Linked DNA regions of Homo sapiens: region 1 is linked to region 2. Evidence: chromatin contacts called from ENCODE Hi-C or POLR2A ChIA-PET data. All regions are on one chromosome and are shown on one strand. The core of a region is the stretch at or near the end of the contact, and the rest is flanking DNA. Distances in the headings are between cores, read along the strand shown. Region 1 holds the start of HMGB4 (high mobility group box 4). Region 2 overlaps CSMD2 (CUB and Sushi multiple domains 2).

Region 1 (7,158 bases), core at 3,843-6,342, 210 kb before region 2:
GAAGCACGTGGTTCTCCACTACTGAAATCTCTCTGTGGCTCTCAGTTGCACTTAGATTTCCACATAAACCCCTTGCCAAGGCCTTCACCCTTCCAAACACATCTCGCCCATTTGTTCACACCTCCAGTTGCTCCGGCCTCCCTCTGTCCCTCTAATATGCCAAGCTCGCTTCTGCAAGGACCTTTGCACTTGCTTCCCTGCTGCTTGGAGGACTCTTCTCTTACACCTTGGCTTGTCTGGCTCCTTCTTGCCCTTTAAATCCAAACCCAAATGCCAGCTCCGCAGAAAACTTCTGACCATCCATTTCAAGTGCCCTCTATCCTATCTATCATCATTTATCTCATTACCCACGTTTATTTTCTAGTGAGTACTTTACCCTATCAAAAACTGATTCGATATATGTATTTGTGTTGTTTGTTTGTTTGTTTGTTTGTTAAGATGGAGTCTCACTCTGTCACCCAGGCTGGAGTGCAATGGTGCAATCTGGGCTCGCTGCAACCTCCACCTCCTGGGTTCAAGCAATTCTCCTGCCTCAGCCTCCTGAGTAGCTGAGATTACAGGCACGTGCCACCACACCTGGCTAATTTTTGTATTTTTAGTAGACATGGGGTTTCACCATGTTGATCAGGCTGGTCTCAAATTCCTGACCTCATGAAACACCCACCTCGGCCTCCCAAAGTGCTGGGATTACAGGTATGAGCCACCGCGCCTGGCCTATTTGTTGTTTTTTTAATTGTCTGTCTCTCCTCACCGGAACGTGAGAGATGAGGAACCTTGTTGTATTCCCAGCACCAGAATAGTTGCTGTTATATTGCAGGCATAAGATTTATGTAAATATCTGTTGAATGAATGAGTAAGTAAATTAATGACTACATGAACACAGAAAAACGGTTGAGGAGAGAAGGATCAGAGTTGAGTGATTCAGTCATCAAGATGGTGATGGGCCTGCCTTCCTCTTCTCAAGGACAGGAGCACCTGAGGCCAGCTGAGTGGGCCTGGAATGCTGGCACCACACCAGATTGTCCATCTACTTTTTCTCTCACCCATTATCTTAGGTCCAGGCTCCCCCAACTTCTCCTCCTCCTTCCCTCCCTCTCTCTCCATTGTCATTACATTACAGTCATTAGAAGCCAGCAGATTCAGACCCTCCTATTGTCTTTTTCATAAAGGACTGTTAATGGAGTTAGTTTTCAGCAGGGGAACTGCAAACTCTTGTCAAAACTCTGACTTGGCCACCCACATTCACATAATTAATCACACAGGAAACCAGAAAGGGGTGGCATGAGAGCTGGGGCCTAGCTGTGTGGGGGCCCTCTTCCCAGAGAGGAGTGTGGTACATCACACAGCTGCTGCCCACCAAGAGCCCACATTTCAGGCTGGAAACAAGACAACCCAACTGGAACTACTACTGGGTAATACAAATCAGGATCTAATTAGCACTGGACGGTGGGAGGTGGCCCTCCACCTTCAAGATGTTGGTAACAAGAGATTGGTAACAAAGGAAAGGAAATTAAATGGGGAAGGTAGAGGCTGGAGATAGAAACAAGATTAAAGACAGTCTCTTCTAGAATTATAAGGAAGAGGGCATTTATTGAGTAATGTATTCTCTATTGCTGTGTAACAAATTACCACAGACTTAGTGGCTTAAAACAAAATACACTCATATGGTTTAAACATTTATAGTTTTAAACTTACATTTATACAGTTTCTGTGGGGTCAGGAGTCCAGTAACAGCTTAGCTGTGTGCATTGCTTCAGGCCTTGGTCAGCCAGGGCCAAGTTCTCATCTGCTGGCTTGACTGGGGAAGGATTCACCTACCCACTTGTGTGGCTGCTGCAATATTAAGTTCCTTGTGGTTGGTGGACTGAGAACTTCTGTTTCTCACTGGCTAATGGTCTGAGGCCACCCTCAGCTTCTAGACATTTCCCACAGTTCCTTGTCATTCCTTGCCACATGGGCTTCTCAAACTTGACCACTTACTTCATCAAGCAGCAAGGAGAATCCCTAGAGCAAAGTGGCTAGCAATATATAGTATTATTTATCATCACATAATCACAGAAGTGACATCCCATCTCCTTTGCCACATTCTATGGGTTAGAAGAAAGTCACCTGTCCAGCCCACACTTAATAGGAGGGGATTATACAAGGGTGTGAACACCAAGAAAGGAGGAAAGGATTATGGAACAGCCACCCTAGAGTATATCCGCTATATTACCTATTAGATTTAGGACTGTGCCAAATACTTTTACATGTATTACCTCAGTTAATTGCTAAAACAACCTGTAAGGCAGGCATTATCCTCCTTGCACAGATAAGAACATGAGGCTCAGAGGAATGAGAACTTGCCCTAAGTTCTGCCAACATTAAGGTGGGGACCACCATATCATGGCATCAAGTGAACTTGTATGAGTGTACAGGCTGGAGGGCCAGCACCCTTATAGTAAGGAGCAAGGGCCCCAGGGAGGCAGGGAGAGGGCAGGAAGAGCAGGAGGGGGATAGCTCTCCGTGAGGGGTGAGACCAGGAGGAAAGGATTGGTATGGATTACATTTCAAGAATGAAGGAAACTGAGAGCACTTATATCTGAGGATCTCTATTTTCTCAATGAAGCAGAAAATGCGGGCGTCTCCTGAGAGGGAAGAGAAGCAGAGCCAAGTTGGAATAGCAGCTGTGGGGAATGCGGAACGGGAATTTTGCCAGCATGCCTACAAAGTTGTCAAGTGGAATAAGGCTGCTTCCTTCATGAAGACTGCAGCACAGGCTTGCTGGGTGGTCCCCAGTCCCTCCCCCATTACTTTCTGCATTCACTTTCATCATCTTGCTTTGCAGTGCTGCAATTTATGCCCAAGTCCATCTCTCCTGTCAGAAGGAAATTTTTTATAGGGCGGGAACTTAGCAGTAGTGCGTAATGTGCCTCCCTGTACCCAGCAAATGGCCTGGCACATGAAAATCCTCCACAAATGACCTGTTTGATTCCAGACCCTGAATTTCTAAATCACTGTATTACCTCTCATCCCCTAAAGGCTCATGCAGTTCTAAAAGACTGTTCAAAAATATGTATTTTTACTGTTCAGCGCAGTAGAGTAGAAAGTGTAGGTCCCTCTATCATGGAATAGGGGTCCTTAGAGGTGGAGTTAGGGAGATCTGTTGCATGTATAAACTGGTGACAAAAAAGCAGCTTTGCATTTTGGCCCAGTATTTTTGATGTCAAGAAGTCAGAAGAACCATTTCAAAATATTCCATTTCAATCTTTATTGATTGGTATGGAATGTTGCCTACAGTATATTCTTGCCTGAAAAATCTAGTTACCAGACAGACACTTACAGCACAATCCCATTTGTGTCAAATTATAGTCAAGTAGGAAAAAACCTAAGTCAAACCATGTCAGGGAAAAAATGAAATGTGTTGTTCATCTTCAATGAAAAGTTTAGGAGACTGTTCTGATGCCACAGGGATTCTAGCATCTCGGCCTCCTTCTTGGGCCCTATGAGATGGCAAATGGCTGTCCACATTCCCTGGACTGCGGTGTCCCCCAGGACTCCTTACACAGGTCCAGAGGTCCACCCTGATAGGACCAACTTGGGTCACATGCCCACCACTGAGCCAATGACTGTGGCCAAGGCGATCCTGCCCTCTTATCCAGCCTTGGTCACGAAAGGGAGTCAGAGTGCTATGAACAAGAGGAAGAGGAGTGGAGGCCACATATTATACATCTATCCACTGAAAAACGATTGATCTGGTTCCCCAGCCCCCTGCTTTTTTTTTTTTTTTTTGGTAAAATCTGCCCCTTGCCTCCTCCTGATTAGGGAACACCCCTGGGAGTTCACCCTGGCCCCACTGAGCGTATCTAAGTGTTGCTGGAAATCCTGGGTTCCCTCAGGCCTGTCTCAACTCAGATGCCATATGTTTCTCCTGGGGCCTCAAGTGTGAGCTTGAACTCTAGGCCTTCTAGCCCTGGCAGTCTTCCCAGTCCTGCCACTGCTTAGCAGAGTCAGACGTCATGTTCCTGAACCTGACACTGAGTAGGGTCCTCTCACCTGGATCACCACTCAGAACCACGGTGCTTCTACCTCCATGACTGCTGCTACTTTACACCTGGAGGCTCCCACCCAGTGGCCCAAGTCACACCTTTTGTTTACTGCTGACACTTCTCTCAAAGCCAGCCCTTCCCTCCCTTTCCCTCCCCTCCATTCCCCTCCTTTCCCTTCCCTTCCCCTCTCTTCCCTTCCCCTCCCTCCTCTCCTCCCTTCCCCTTCTTTCCCTTCCCGTCCTCTCCGTTCCCCTCCTCAGGATCAGTCTCTCCTCTACCAAGCCACTCCCTCCTCCACAAAGCATCAGTCACAGCTACTCTAATGCCACACATGAGACCAGGAACAGGAAATACGGTTGAATGGCATTTTGTTTTTTCAAACTGGATCCATCAGCTCTGCCTGACTCTTTTCCCTCTGCACCGGTTTCTAGCTGACATTCGGTACTTCTTCCTGGCATTACATTGTTTACGGTAGAGTTCAAGTTCCTCGAAGTACTTAGCTCTCAGGAGAGCCACTCTTTGCTCATAAGGGTGCTTCTCCAGGTCTGTCGCTGTTGACCACATCTTCCCTGTGGCCTTGGCCACCTGCACCACCGACCAGTTCGGGTTCTCCCTCTTCAGCTGAGCATAGTGGTCTTGGCAGAAGAGTAGGAAGGATGATGGAGGCCGTCTGGGTTCCTGGGGATCCCGCTTTCTCCGTTTCTTCCTCTTGCCAACATAATTCATCATTTCTTCCTGGTATCGGGCTTTGTCGAGTTTGGCCAGGGCTTCATATTTGGCCTTTTCATGCTTTGAGATGGATCTCCATTTTTCCGAACACTTTCTAGAGAACTCTTTAAAGCCAACATAGGTATTTGGCTGCTGCTCCTTGAATTTGTTTCTGTAATTCAGCAAAAAGTGAACGTAAGAAGAGACATTTGCCTTAGGCTTTAGCTGGATTTCTTTTCCCATGTTCGTAAGTTCACCTTTTTTCTGGATTCAGTAACGTGGACAGGAGAGACTGTTGTTCCCACACTCCAGGAGCAATCTAGAAAGTGCTGTACTTGCAGCGAATTTTTCTGTCTGCAAGAGCTGTAGTCAGGGCTCAGCCTTTTCAGTGCTGATGGCATTGTTGAGTCAGAGGAGGGAAACTGTGACATCATCCACAAGCCAGCCAATCCCAGCCAACACCTGTGGGCATTTGTGTACAGGTGCTCGTATTGGTTGGTTACTTGAGGGTCAATGTTTGCCTCTCATGAAAGATGATGGTTCATTCATAGTAGGCTATGAGGCAGCTATGTCCCCCAGAAATAATTCTCCTTGGCTTCCTGGAGGCAGTGGGTTTTGCTGCACTTTAGGGGCTTAAAATCCCTAGGCTGTAGTGACAGGCCATGGGGTCTGCCTTCCTCACTATACGATTTTCAGGATGCCTCATCATCCCTTCCAAAGACAGGCTGAGCATAATGAACATGGGGAGGTGGATAGATCCAGGGCTGTCATGATAAAATGTGAAGTGTTTCTGTTTGCCTTGAACAGTGGCAGCTCATGCCATACAAAGGGTTTAGTAGTAACTCTAAAAGTAATCAGGTATGACAGCTGTGACTTGGTTCCTGTCAGGACAAAGTTGTCTAATTTAAAACCTGAGCACTTGGGCTATGAGTTGGAACTCTTCATTTCTCTGAAGAAATGTGAGGCGAAAGAGGGGGGAGAACCTTGAGATTTTATTAATTAACACTGGAGTTCATGAAAATGAAATGGAATTTGTAGCACATCCAGAAGCCTCCCCACTCTCATGTGAGGGGTCCCCATTTCTTAGGTTTAGAACACAAAGCTGTAACAGCTACACTCAAACTGGCCGGCTTCTGGCTTTTGGTCAAAGTAATTGCAGATATTCCACTAGTCTTTCAATTGGAGGGAAGAGAAAAGATGAAAAAGTGTCATTCTGGGGGCCTTTGGACACTGCTAGGTACTTGCCTGTGTGGCACTGGGTTTAATATCACTTAATGGTTGATGATAGCCCCAAATTTATAGGACTAGAAAACTGAGTTTCATTAACATAAAAAGTAACATGTTCAAGGTTGAACAGCCACTCACAGGTGAGAGTGTGGATTTTGACGGCTGATTGCTTGACCTAAGCCTGTGCTTCATCCTGCCTGCACAGAGCTGTTGCCAGGGCACTGAGGGTCCAGATATGTGGTCTCAGCAGCTGAGCCGGACAAGGAAACTTGCCTAAGACTAGACCATATTTTGAATTTTTCCAGGTTCATTCCCAGGGTTCCAAGACTTCAGTGTTCATCTTCTGTAAAAGAAAGATGGAAACTAATAAGAGTCTCCAATCCTGAATTCTTGCCCAGCTCTGCTGCAAGGTGGCTGGCCTACCTAAGCCATCCCCTTCCTCCCTGTGAGCCAATGATCTCTCATAAATTGAGCATTCTGGACTGGCCAGGGAAGCCCCTCCAGGGGACAAGCTGTAGTTGTGTGGCAGGATTTGGGGGCCTATAAGATATCAGGTGCCATCAAGGAAGTCTGGGCTAGTAGGGGGTCTCGCAAAGGAACGGATTACTCTGGGGACACTTCTCAGCCTAGGTAGCCTTTTTCCCCCTGGCTCTTTCTCCCAAGGGGCCAGAGGTTGACTCACACATTTTTTGGACATGAGCAGGGCTGCCTAGATGAATGGGACACAGCTCCTTTCTGAGATCAAAAGATGGGACATGAGGAAGAACTTTAATGAAAGTCCACATATTCATCAGACTCTGCTCAGGCTCAGACACACACACACACACACACACACACACACACACACACACACACACACACACAGAGTAGCTTATCTGTGCCTCTTAACCTTCCATCCCTCTCATGATAAGATCCAGGAAGATTAACCCACAATAGCTATCGGGAAGCTAGCAGATTTAAGAAGAAAAGGCAGTAAAAGGGAAAAGCTATGTCAACCTTTTGGTGTTGTCAAAGTTCCAACTTGGAGGATGAAGCAGGGGAAGTCCTTGTTTAGGGGAGCTTAGGAAAGGTAAATAAATCTGGCTTCCTAAATCAATGCTGTGTGCTGGGTATCTAAGAGTTGCCCTTCCAGATCCCCTTTCCAGCCTTCTCCAACCTCTCTTCAACCTTCTCTGGCCTGGGAAGCTGGTCTGTA
Region 2 (6,288 bases), core at 3,258-5,757:
CAAAGCAGCTGCAGGGTGCACTCTGCTCTTGGGGCTCACAGTTGTGTGCTCCAGAACCTTCCATGCACAGCAGCTGCATCTTGGGCCTGGGGCCAAGAGAATTGAAACAGACAAAAGTTGCAGAAAACCCATTGTTTACCCTGCTTTGCATGCATGTGTCCCCACACGCACTCACTCACGTTCACACTCTATACACAGAGCACTACAAATTCCTCACTTGCTAAAATTGTCCCAGAGATTTCCAAGTCAGACAGGTCTGTCCCTTTCTCTCTGGCCCAGGCTGTACAGGTCAGAAGGAGGACAGTGGGTCATCTTGGGTAATAAAGGCTAACAGATTCCGAAATGACCCTTCTATTACCTGAAGCAATAGAAGGGCACCCACAGCCTCAGAATGTAAAGAAAAGAACCTTGCTTTTGCTGTTCTCAAGGAAATTATTGGTTACCTGGGTTTTGGTTCTTTTAGGTTTTAGAGATAGAGTCTCACTCTGTCGCCCAGACTGGAGTGCAGTGGCACCATCACAACTCACTGCAGCCTTGACCTCCTGAGCTCAAGTGATACTCCTACCTCAGCCTCCCAAGTAGCTGGGCTTGCAGGCCTGTGCCACCACACCCAGCAAATTTTTGTATTTTTGTTGTTGTTGTTGAGATGGAGTCTCACTATGTTGCTCAGGCTGGTCTGGAACTCCTGGGCTCAAGTGATCCTCCTGCCTTAACCTCCCAAAATGCTGGGATTACAGGTTTTGTTTCTTTAGATCTGTCCTCAGTCTTAAAACCTTCCTGTATGAGAGATGAAGACATGAAGGACCTGAGACTTGTCTAAGGTCCCATCACTTAAAAAGGGTGGGGCCTGAAAAATCCTGCCTCTAACTACTTGAGACTGAGAGGAGGAGGGAACTTGAAGGGAGGCTGGGATGGGAAAGAAAGGTAAATAGATAGAGACAAACCCTCCAGGTGCCCACTTCCACATGTCTATTTTGCTCAGGTGAAATAATGAGTGTTTATCTCCCCTGTCAATGCTGGCTGTTAGAAGAGAAGAGAACCCATGGTCACTGAGTCCTTACTGTGTACTTGCCCCATACTGGACATTTACTTAGATAACCTCATTTAACTTTCCCAACAGCTCTCTGAAATTAGCACCATTTCCTCATTTACACTTGAAACTGAAACTTAGACAAATTTGGATATCTTGTCCCAAATCACAGAGCTAGGATATGGCAGAGCCAAGATTTACACCCACGCCAGTCTGAATGCAAAGCCTCTCATTTTCCTACCTCCCACACTGCCTCCCCTGCTGGAGATGGGTGTAAGGGGCTTCCTGAGACAGCTCCTGCAGGAGCGTCTGCCCTGGCCTGCACCTCTCTCACTCAGGCTTAATGGGAGGCAGTACGCTGCCCAGGCCTCTGAGGACTGGCCTATGACAGTCATGGCTCTGAGGCCTGGCCCTGAAGTTGACACACTAAATCCTGCTCCTCAGTGGGAATTAGGAGCCGCATAGGTATGTGGGGCAGGAGGTTGAGACCTGGGTTTCAGATCCAGCTGAGTTCTTCACTACGTATTCTGCTGTGTAGGGAACAGTATGGGATACTGAAGTAGACACATCCAGATTTACTTTCTAGCTCTGCCATTTACTACTTTGGTGACCTTGGGAAATTACTTCAACTCTCTGAGCCTGAGTTTCCTTATCTCTGAGGGTAAATACACTTCCCTTATGGCATTGTGGGGTGAGGACACGCCTAACCCCAATCTCAAGAAATACTAATTTCCTTCCTTTCTATCTTCCTTCCTTCCTTCTTTTCATCCTTCCCTTCTTCGATTCCTTCTTTCAAGTCTTCAGACTCCCTTCCCCTTCCCTAAGCCAGAATTCCATCTGCTCAAGGGAATTCTGTTGAGGCCCAGGAGAGAATCTGGGAACCTCTGAGGCTCCTTCCAAATTCAGCCTTCTGCAAGGCTGTGATTCCTTAGACTTATTTTACAGAAAAGCAGGTCCTGAGATGAGATTGTCCCAAGTGGAGAAGGAGGATTGTGCTAAGCTGAGGAGAGCAATAAATGTGCAGTGGGTAGGGTGGAGAGGTTAATTCAGTTTTCATCACCCGTTCTTCTACACTCGGCTTTGGGAAATGTTCCTCAGGCAACAGAATAAATGCCTTTGCCTCTTCTCTCAAATGAACTGGAAATCCCAGTGACATGCTTCTGATTTCCAGCTCCCTGGGCGTTCTGCCATGAGCGGGTCTAGCTGGCCCTGATAACCCTTCATTACAGGGAGGAAGCAAAGGAAGAAAACAAATACTCATTGGATGCTGTCCCCGTGATAGGCACCGGGCTAAACATTTTAGCTACATTATTGCAGCTGAAATCACTCTGTGGTGAGGTTAGAGCTCGGGATTCCACTCCCTGGCTCAGGTCTGCCTTCACCACAGCAAGCTGTGTGGCCTTAGACAAATTGCCCAACTTCCCTGTGCCTTAATTTCCTCACCAGTAAAATAGTGAAAATGGTAGTACTTACCATCTAGCATTGTTTTGAGGATTAAAAAAGAAAATACTATAAAGCAATAAGAACTGTGCCTGGCTCATAGTTAGCACTGTGTATGTTAGAAGCCATTATCATCATTATTCTTTTACTTTCGAGATGAGGAAATAGAGGCTCAGAGGGGTGGACAGCTGGCCCAAACTCACACAGCCAATGAGTGGCATTGTCAGAATTTGTGCTCAGGATTGTATGACTTCCAAATCAATGCCCTTTCCACAACTCTCACCCTCAGTCCAACCTGCCCACTTCTTGGCTGTCTAGAAGGATCTGCAGCTTGCACCCACTCCCATCTGGGCAACCATGGTTTAGTAAGCTCAAAAGGACCCCTCGACTAACCCTGAGCAGTAGGAGCCTTCCTGTTGGCGAGGCAGCCCAGGGATCCAAGCAAGGCCTTGGGGCACAACTGGCAGCAGCCAGGGAAGCCCATGCCCGATGCCATGGAACTATCTAGAAGAGATCTGTGCCCAGACAGCAGCCTAGAACCCAGAGACACTGATAGTACTTTGGGGGTTGGTGGGAGAGTAACAGGGGCAGTTTCAGAAACACAGAGACTCACCCCATCTGTGGCAAACTTAAGGGAAGAAGCCCCTGAGCTGGCAAAGGGACGTGGAGGCTGGGAACCAGAATGGAGGCCTCGTTGTGCCCCCTTGGGAAGATTTCCCCAGAGTTGGGACTTCTGATATGACACTGGCTTTCCACTCTCACTGGCCACATCAGACTCTGTTTCTAGGCTGGCCTGGGCAAGGCCACGCTCCATGGACTGGACATTACAGTCTTGCTTTGTTAAGCTCAAGGGTCTAGACTGATTGTACTGGCCTCTGCTTGGCCCCACTTATCTAGCCCTCTGCTCCTGAAGGATTCAGTGGTGGAGACACAAGTGAGACATAAGCAGACCCAACTTAAGGCACCACCTCGCTCAGAAGCTCCTGCAACAACTGTGCTCTCCCTGCTGGCCAGCGGGGAGAAGCACGCCTCCTCTACTCTGGCTACTGCTACCGACTGTATGGAAGTAGAAAGGGGGAAAACAACAGACTTTGGAGCCAGTCCCATGTGAGTTTGAGTCTCAGAGTGACTCTGGGCAAGTTACTTAGGCTTTCTGAGACTCACTTTCCTCCTTTATAAATCAGGAAGAATAATCCATTGCTCATTGAGTTGTTAATGAGACATAAATGAGATAGTGTATCTAAAATGTGATTTGTTAAGTCTAATACGTAATAGATGCCTATTTGAGTGTTTCTGATACTCAGGATGGTTCTTGGGATATATTTTCCCATGGAACAAAAAGCAGACTACTCATGACCACTCGGATTTTATGTTCAGCCACATTAGGGCTCTTATGGCCTGACCTGAAGACCTACCATTTGTTTGAGACCCTGTTAGGGATTGACCCAGCCCTTTAAGCCTCACCCTGAGTAAAAGCCACAGCCAGAGGTGGCTCCATGACACAGCTAAAGTACCAGTGCTCAGCTCTATGACAAGCCAAAGGCTGCTCCTAACTTTGGAGTCAGGTATACCCTTTTGCTCCCCCCACAAAGACTCATCTTGGATTTTCTAGCCAGCCCTTAAATGGCTCTCTGTGTTCCTGTGGGCTCAGTGTTGACAACCTCTGATGGTGCCCTGTGGTTTCCAGACCAAACCATACCTATAGTCTTGGCCATCCTGCTAACGACCCCACACGCTTCCCAGCTCTTACTCTATCCAGTCCTCATGCCACGGTACAGCAGCCCCAGCCATGGAGGAAGAGACCTGATCCAGGCTCTGGGGAAGCTGCCCCAGAAGGTCCCTAGGTAAATAGGTTGCTGTGTCACCTGGCCACTTTCTCCCTCCCCACCTGCTTGAGAGACCTGTCATCTCAGGGGAGGGCGACCACGTAGACTGATTGGGGATTAATAATAGCTCCATACAACTGAGGTACACACATACTCTTGGACAAGGCCTTTTGGAAAGTTGGAAAGTATCTGCAGCCGCGAGCAGATGCCAGGAGCACTGGCAGCGTAGGAGACCAGCTGCGCTTGGCAGGCGAATGTGAGCCTGTTTCCCACTCCTCCTGACATTGAGTGCACGGGAACTCACAGTCAGTACCCACAAAGCTTGCCGGGAAGCCGATGTGAGGCAGTGAAGGAAGGCCATGTACTTCATAGGTGTACAGACAGTGCCGGCTCCGTCTATCAACCATTCACTCTCTACCAAATACTTCAGCAGACATCTCCAATAATCTTTACAACCACCCCACAGAGAAGATATTGTCTCTTTTTATGATACGGGAGAGACATCGAGGGCTAGAGAGGCTAGATGAGTTCCCTGAGTTCACACAGCTAGGAAGTAGCAGGGTCAGGTATTTTTAAAGAATAATTTATTAGGCCGGGCGCGGTGGCTCACGCCTGAAATCCTGTGACTTTGGAAGGCTGAGATGGGTGGATCACAAGGTCAGGAGATCAAGACCATCCTGGCTAATACAGTGAAACCCTGTATCTACTAAAAATACAAAAAAAAATTAGGTGGGCATGGTGGCGGGCGCCTGTAGTCCCAGCTGCTTGGGAGGCTGAGGCAGGAGAATGGTGTGAACCTGGGAGGCGGAGCTTGCAGTGAGCCGAGATCGCGCTACTGCAATCCAGCCTGGGGCTGGGGGACAGAGCGAGACTCCGTCTCAAAAAATAATAATAATAATTTATTGAGGTGAAATGCACCTAACATAAAATTACCTGTTTTTCAATGAACAGTTCAGTGGCATCTGGTACTTTCGAAATGTTGCGCAACCACCACCACTATCTCTGAAATATTCCCACCCTCCAAAGTAGAAGTCCATCATTTCACCTTCTCCTGAGTCCCTAAGCCAGGTTCAACTTCAGCCTGTCAGCCTCAGCCTCTCCTCTCTCAATAGTGCATTAGCAACACCCATGAAAATGAGCCCAGGGTGAAGAGGCAGCCTCACCCTCGTCTTCTTCTCTCCTCAGCTCCCTGCGGGGGAGACCTGACAGGACCATCTGGAGTCATCCTCTCACCAAATTACCCAGAACCCTACCCGCCAGGCAAGGAGTGTGACTGGAAAGTGACCGTCTCACCAGACTACGTCATCGCCCTGGTATTTAACATGTATGTACCTTTCCCCCGGGTGGGAGACGAAGGGTTCAGAGTGGCTAGGGGCTCTGGGACCTGGGTCTCCAGGTGAGTATTCACAGGTCTGTAGCAGAGTTCTCAGCTCCAGGGAGGTGAAGAAGCCGAGAGAGAGAGAAACTAGCATTTATTGAACATCTACGTGCCAAGCACTGTGCTCAGTGGTCTCATGCATATCATCACATCTAATCCTTGTAGTAATTTGTGAGGAAGCAATTATTATTTCCTCTCTACCTCTGAAGATACTGGGACCTGGAAAGGAGGCCTTTGTTGGATGCCCTTGCCCTGCCCTCTGCATTCCCAGTCTGCTTCCCCGGCCCCTTCCACCCCACTCCAGAGGTATAAACAGGCGGGCTTGGGTCCCAGGCACCCCCCCCAATCTAGCTCCTGCACTTGCTTTTCCATTCCTGCTACAGAAAAGCTCTTCAAAAGAACTGCCTCTGCCTTTCTCTACTTCCTCACCTCCCGTTCACTCTCAACCCCCTGGAACCTGGTTTCTGCCTCCATGGTTCTACTGGAAACTCCTCTGATAAAAGCCACCCACGAACTCCTGGTTCCAAACAAAATGGGCCTTTCTGTGTTTTATCCACTCCACCTCTTGATCACCCTTTCCATCCTTAGACTGCTTTTTCCCTTGGTTTGTGTGA

The links. A loop is a pair of places that touch in the nucleus more often than their neighbours do. ChIA-PET counts read pairs that join two places held with the same protein, here RNA polymerase II (POLR2A).
Region 1: a loop to region 2 is called in a map with no recorded cell type, with 2.9 times the contacts of the local background. The contact joins the promoter of HMGB4 here to the enhancer-like site in region 2. A Hi-C loop is called at or near these places in 1 of 37 single-sample maps with no recorded cell type. POLR2A ChIA-PET finds 5 or more read pairs at or near these places in 1 of 52 experiments (AG04450).

Annotation. Positions count from the first base shown.
Region 1 is chr1:33,862,013-33,869,170 of GRCh38, reverse strand. HMGB4 (high mobility group box 4) reads right to left here and starts at 5,092. Exons shown (of 1, transcript NM_001379301.1): 1 at 4,380-5,092. The coding sequence starts at 4,979. The coding sequence ends at 4,419. The region is part of intron 5 of CSMD2 (CUB and Sushi multiple domains 2); the gene reads left to right. CSMD2-AS1 (CSMD2 antisense RNA 1) reads right to left here and starts at 215. Exons shown (of 8, transcript NR_038372.1): 1 at 122-215.
Region 2 is chr1:33,651,655-33,657,942 of GRCh38, reverse strand. It overlaps CSMD2 (CUB and Sushi multiple domains 2), which reads left to right. Exons shown (of 71, transcript NM_001281956.2): 28 at 5,482-5,620. Among named protein-coding and RNA genes, the nearest start is that of ZSCAN20, 180 kb to the right of the region's middle. Within about 2 kb of position 4,507, at least 3 of the 41 ENCODE cell types and tissues checked have a DNase peak (open chromatin) inside an H3K27ac peak, as active enhancers do.